2 separate regions of the Homo sapiens genome follow, and region 1 is linked to region 2. A link is a contact called in ENCODE Hi-C or POLR2A ChIA-PET data. All regions are on one chromosome and are shown on one strand. Each heading gives the region's core, a stretch centred on a gene start or an enhancer-like site at or near the end of the contact. The rest is flanking DNA. Distances are from core to core; before and after follow the strand shown. Region 1 has its middle 19 kb from the start of LINC02635. Region 2 has its middle 67 kb from the start of LINC02635.

What was found. A loop is a pair of places that touch in the nucleus more often than their neighbours do. ChIA-PET counts read pairs that join two places held with the same protein, here RNA polymerase II (POLR2A). Pooled maps may share reads with other maps.
Region 1: a map of PC-9 shows a loop between it and region 2 (4-fold over the local background). The contact joins two enhancer-like sites. A Hi-C loop is called at or near these places in 1 of 168 maps with a recorded cell type or tissue (PC-9) and 1 of 50 pooled maps. POLR2A ChIA-PET finds 5 or more read pairs at or near these places in 4 of 52 experiments (A673, H1, RWPE1 and 1 more).

The regions. Positions count from the first base shown.
Region 1 is chr10:34,952,917-34,955,616 of GRCh38, reverse strand. No RefSeq gene overlaps it. Among named protein-coding and RNA genes, the nearest start is that of LINC02635, 19 kb to the left of the region's middle. Within about 2 kb of position 1,301, at least 4 of the 41 ENCODE cell types and tissues checked have a DNase peak (open chromatin) inside an H3K27ac peak, as active enhancers do.
Region 2 is chr10:34,904,859-34,907,558 of GRCh38, reverse strand. No RefSeq gene overlaps it. Among named protein-coding and RNA genes, the nearest start is that of LINC02635, 67 kb to the left of the region's middle. Within about 2 kb of position 1,403, at least 4 of the 41 ENCODE cell types and tissues checked have a DNase peak (open chromatin) inside an H3K27ac peak, as active enhancers do.

The DNA.
Region 1 (2,700 bases), core at 52-2,551, 48 kb before region 2:
GCACTTTCTGATAAGTAGGTTAGTGAGGACATGTGTGAATCAACACAAAAGATACTTCTTCTAGCCTGGATGTTGCACTAGAGGTAGGAAACAACCACACAGCCTTCCTTTGGAGCAAATACTGGCTCCTCTGGGACACTTCAATTTGTCACCGACTGGTGGAGGGGGAGTCTGGAAGGAGGCTGGTGACACAGGCTTGGGCTGCAGTGGCCCAGTATGGGTGAGGCCAACTGGGTGATGGGGGCATCCGGTCACTGTCAAAGCAAAGGAAGAGGAGGCAGCTCCAGGCTGGCTATCTCCCGAGCCCCAGTGAGTCTCCAAGTCAAAGCCTGAGGCAGCACCACAGGATGGCCGGGTCCCCAACTCCAGAACTTTCCCTGGCTGCCAGATGGGCAGCATTCTTTGCTTTATAGTGAGAAAGTGAGGCCATCAAACCTTATATAATTGATGTCACTGTTGAGGGCCCTGTGACTACCATGGCTGTTGTCTCCAATGTGTCTTCCCTGTACAGTGTCCCCGGGGTCCTGGGGAGGCCCAGGGGTGAGGACTTTCTCTGGAGCCTGAGGAAATGGACGTGGGACCTGAGTCAGGGTGTGGGAGAGAACCTGTGAGCTTGCTGAGCTTCCAGTGGAACCAGGCGAGCAAAGAGCAAAATGCCAAGGTATGGAGCATGCCATACTCTAGGTGGCAACTTTTCTTAAAAGCCACTTTAGGCCAGAGCGGCAGTGGACACCTGGAGCCCCAGCACTTTAGGAGGCTGAGGCGGGTGGATCACTTGAGCCCCGAAGTTCGAGACCAGCCTGGCCAACATGGTGACACCCCGTCTCTACTAAAAATACAAAAATTAGCTGGGCGTGGTGGCGAGCTCCTGTAATCCCAGCTACTTGGGAGGCTGAGGCACAAGAATCACTTGAACCTGGGAGGTGGAGGTTGCAGTGAGCCGAGATCATGCTACTGCACTCCAGCCTGGGCAACAGCGTTGAGACCCTGTCTCAAAACAAAAAAAAAAAAAAAAAGGAAAAAAAATCCTTATCTACAAGCCATCAGAAAGGTGGGGACTCCCTTTCCTCCTCACTTGGCTCCCTACAAATAAACACTTTGCTTTCTCCCACTATCCAGGTCAATATAAATATCTGGTCTTACCACACCAGGGAGCCAACCCCAGTTCAGTTCTACAACACTACAGCGACTTCTGCCATTTTTGCAGATTAGAGCATGAGCCTCAGGCTGTCAGCGGAGAAGGCAGGAACCTGTTTCTCCGGCTCTGGCTTGGCTCCGTTCTGGGGCTGCTTCCTCCTGCCAGCAGCCCAGGTGAGCAGCCTGAGTTCGGGAGTGGTTTCTTGGCAGTGAACCAGGCACTTGGGGACTGAAGAGAGCAATTTACCTTTTCTAGGTTCTTCCACCTCAAGGGCCTCCCAGCAGCCTAAATAAGTTGCTACTAAAAAGTTCCTATAGCACTTTACAGTTTACAAGATGTTTGAGCAAATATCAATTCAGTCCTCCAAACGACATTATGAGGCAATAATCTGATGTTAATGTACCTACTGTGGGTTGGCAGATGCTTCCTTACCTTAGTGATCAGGTTTGCTATTTTGCAGACAAGGAACTGGGAGGTCCAGCAAGTAACAGAGCTGGTGAGCAGCAAGGATGGGACTGAAGTTCAGCTCTGCTTTATTCCGAAGCTCATGCTCCCCACCAACCCAGTGTGCCGCCTCTCTGTATAATTCTCGGAACTCGGTTAGTTCAGACATGCAAGGGTCTGCTCCCATGGGAGGTGGGGTACCTGCATCCATAATAGGTTGATAATTATTTTACTTATTTTATCTTTATTTTTTTGAGACAGAATCTCAGATTGTCACTCACGCTAGAGTGCAGTGGCGCTCACTGCAACCTCCACCTCCCAGGTTTAAGCGATTCTCCTGCCTCAGCCTCCTGAGTAACTGGAATTACAGGCACCCACCACCATGCCTGGCTAATATTTTATATTTTTAGTAGAGACAGGGGTTTTACCATGTTGGCCAGGCTGGTCTTGAACTCCTGATCTCAGGTGATTCGCCTGCCTCAGCCTCCCAAAGTGGTGGAATTACAAGCATGAGCCACTGCGCCCTGTCTGATAATTATTTTAAACCAATACCATGGAAATTGAATATCTAAGAGCAAACTTGGTTTTAAAAAAAATAAACATAGTCCAGATGCGGTGGCTCACACTTGTAATCCCAGCACTTTGGTAGGCCGAGGTGGACAAATGACCTGAGGTCAGGAGCTCAAGACCAGCCTGGCCAACGTGGTGAGACCCCCATCTCTACTAAAAAAAAAACAAAAAATTAGCCCGGTGTGGTGGCGCATGCCTGTAATCCCAGCCGCTCAGGAAGCTGAGGCAGGAGAATCTCTTGAACCTGGGAGGCGGAGTTTGCAGGGAGCCGAGATTGTGCCACTGCACTCCAGCCTTAGCTGGAACAAGAACGAAACTCTGTCTCAAAAAAAAGATAGATAAACATAAGACAAAAACCGAGAGAAAATACTTCTAGATACTTCTAGTGGAAATAAAATTTGGAGAGGTTCAGGAAGGCCTCTACTTAACTGAGAATGCTCTTCCCTCCTCTTGCCTCCGGGATCACCCTGCTCAGCACTGCGCGCACCTAGTCTATTTCCATGTGCAGGGCTAAATCAGGCATTGTCCTTGTGCTTTTGATGTCGTGG
Region 2 (2,700 bases), core at 154-2,653:
TCGCTCTTGTTGTCCAGGCTGGAGTGCAATGGCACTATCGTGGCCCACTGCAACCTCCGCCTCCCAGGTTCAGGCGATTCCCCTGCCTCAGCCTCCCGAGTAGCTGGGACTACAGGCGCGCACCACCACGCCCAGCTAATTTTTGTATTTTTAGTAGAGACGGGGTTTCACCATGTTGGCCGGGATGGTCTGGATCTCTTGCCTCGTGATCTGCCCGCCTCGGCCTCCAAAAGTGCTGGGATTACAGGCGTGAGCCACCATGCCCAGCCTCCTAACTCTTTATAAACCAGAAAACATTTCTTAGAACTCCCTCCCCATTCCCTCTTATTTTGCATATGGCCAGAAATGGGCACAACCACGTCCCTAGATAAATCACTGCCTGGGGGAATGGAGCCATTAGAACTGGCTGAAAATGCTGAGGTTTGCCTCTGAGCCTTAGAGGAGATGTGTGGACACCATGACAAAACTAGGGCTTTCCCAGCAAAGGAGAAATTGGGGAGTGGCGGTGGCTGGCCGTGCGGCATGTGCGTCGCACCAAGTGACATGCTCCAGTTTGCTTTGGAAGCTTTTCTGTTCTTGTGAAGGTACTGATGGCCTTTCCCTGTTCCCCTTGCAGATGAAGTGGGAGTCCCTCAGTCCCTGACATTTCCCCAGCCTCACAGAGACGTGCAGAGGCCACTGATCGTGACGTGAGATCTGCCTTCAGTGGCTCCCTGTGGCCAACAGGCGGGCTGCGTCAACTGTCGGGCACCAGCCTCGTCCTCTTCGACATGCTCCGTGCATCCTGACAGGGTGGTCTGTAATTTCAGCCTCAGAGGTCAGGCTCTCACGCCCTTCCGAGTGGAGTGCCTCGGCAGCGGGTTGTTATTTCAGGACGCCGAATCAGTCTCAACACTGGGGGCCAAGACTCTTCACAAATGTGTCTTCCGGGGAAAGGTTTATCCACCAGGACGCCCCATGTGTTTGTGAATCTGACTTGGGAATCTCCGGTGAAATGAGGTCCATTTCAGTCATATCTGTTCTTATGGTTTAAACTCCGGCTAACATTTCTTTATCTCGAGTGTCTGGATGAGATGAAGGCTGTAGGGCTTACAATACATATCCAGCAACGCTAAGGCGTCTTGGAATTTTGGTGGAAAAGATGATGCGAGCCATCACGATACTCAGAGCAATTCTCCTGTCTTTTGAAAAATAGAATTTGCTTCCTGCCACAGCCCCAGGTGTCCTGATCAGATTAGAAGTACTCCAGTTTATGTCCAGCCCAGATTTTGAAAACTGATCTGCTGTGACGATCTCCTGGTTTTCTAATTTGCATGTCTCCCTGCTTCTACCCAATGTGGTGAAGGCCGCTGCAATCACCCAGCCCCATCCGAGGGAAGGCAGGGAAGGCGGATGCAGGCCTGGGCAAGTGCTCTGCAAGCTTGCTCTCTTTGTGTCCTGGATGAAGTGAGCGTCTCTCTTCTAATCCATGTAGACTCAGCATCTAGGAAGAAGCAAGAGTCGATTCTTTGTAATACAGGCTGAAAATCTCCCAATCCTTTGCTTCCTACCTTGTTTTTATCTATAAACTTGATTTTCGTTTCCTCTGAAAATTCCCCATCAAACCAAATCCTTCTCCCCTAATTCCTCCCTGCATTTAACACGATTCACCTTTGCCTGTGTGTTGTAGGATAAACAGCCCGCTGCCTCAGTGAGAAGAATGACAAACAGAATAATTTAAAAAACAACCAACTGACAAATCTGAACAAGCTTTGGTGGTGAGGACCCGATTAATTACACTTGTCCACACCCAAGCTTGGCAGAAGGGGGTGCCCTGGGAATGTCTGCAGAAGCCAACCCCGTGCCTGAGGGGTCAGGGGTCAGGGTTGACAGCCCTTCCCTGAAGCTGGATACTCCCAGCCCGGGAGTAACTCCAGCCTGAAAGAGAACTAATTGAGGATGCTTCTTCTAAAGGTAGTGACTGCTATGTTCTGTCTGCTGGGTTCCCTTTAGAGTTCATGGGATACATTCCATCCAGTTGCAGGGCAAAGAGAGGGCCTTGGGGTAACCATTAGTTCTAGGCATGGAAACCTGGGCTTACAAGCAAGTGCTCAACCGGGTGCAGCCGAAAAAGGGAGAAATCCTGGAAATACAGGATAGTCGAGTTCCTCCTGGGAGCTTGGCAGTCATGATTTAGACAACATGCACCTAAGAATATGCTGATTTTACAAATACCTCAGCTAACTTGTGGTAGAAATACCAGATACCATGTGGGTCCCCAGCTGCAGTACTAATAGGCTAGGCTGCCTATTGAAGCCATCAAAAGTCACTTACACTGTGTAATATGGGAGACGCCAAATGCTTACTAGGCCCCCCACCCCAATGTCCTTCCTCTTAACAGGACACAATACCTCTAATGCCTGAATCTTTTATTTAAAGGAGCTAAAAGTGAAGGAAGTCCACAATTAAAACACAAATATGGGCTGGGTGTGGTGGCTCATGCCTATAATCTCAGCACTTTGGGAGCCCAAGGCAGGAGAATCTCTTGAGCCCAGGAGTTTGAGACCAGCCTAGTCCACATAGCAAGACCCCATCTCTGCAAAACAAACAAAAAATACACAAATGTGTTACACCGAAGGGCATCACAGAACCCCATAATCATCCATTAAAGATCACTGGAAATGTTGTTTATCTGAGGAGGCAGCTAGTCATAGGGGGGAC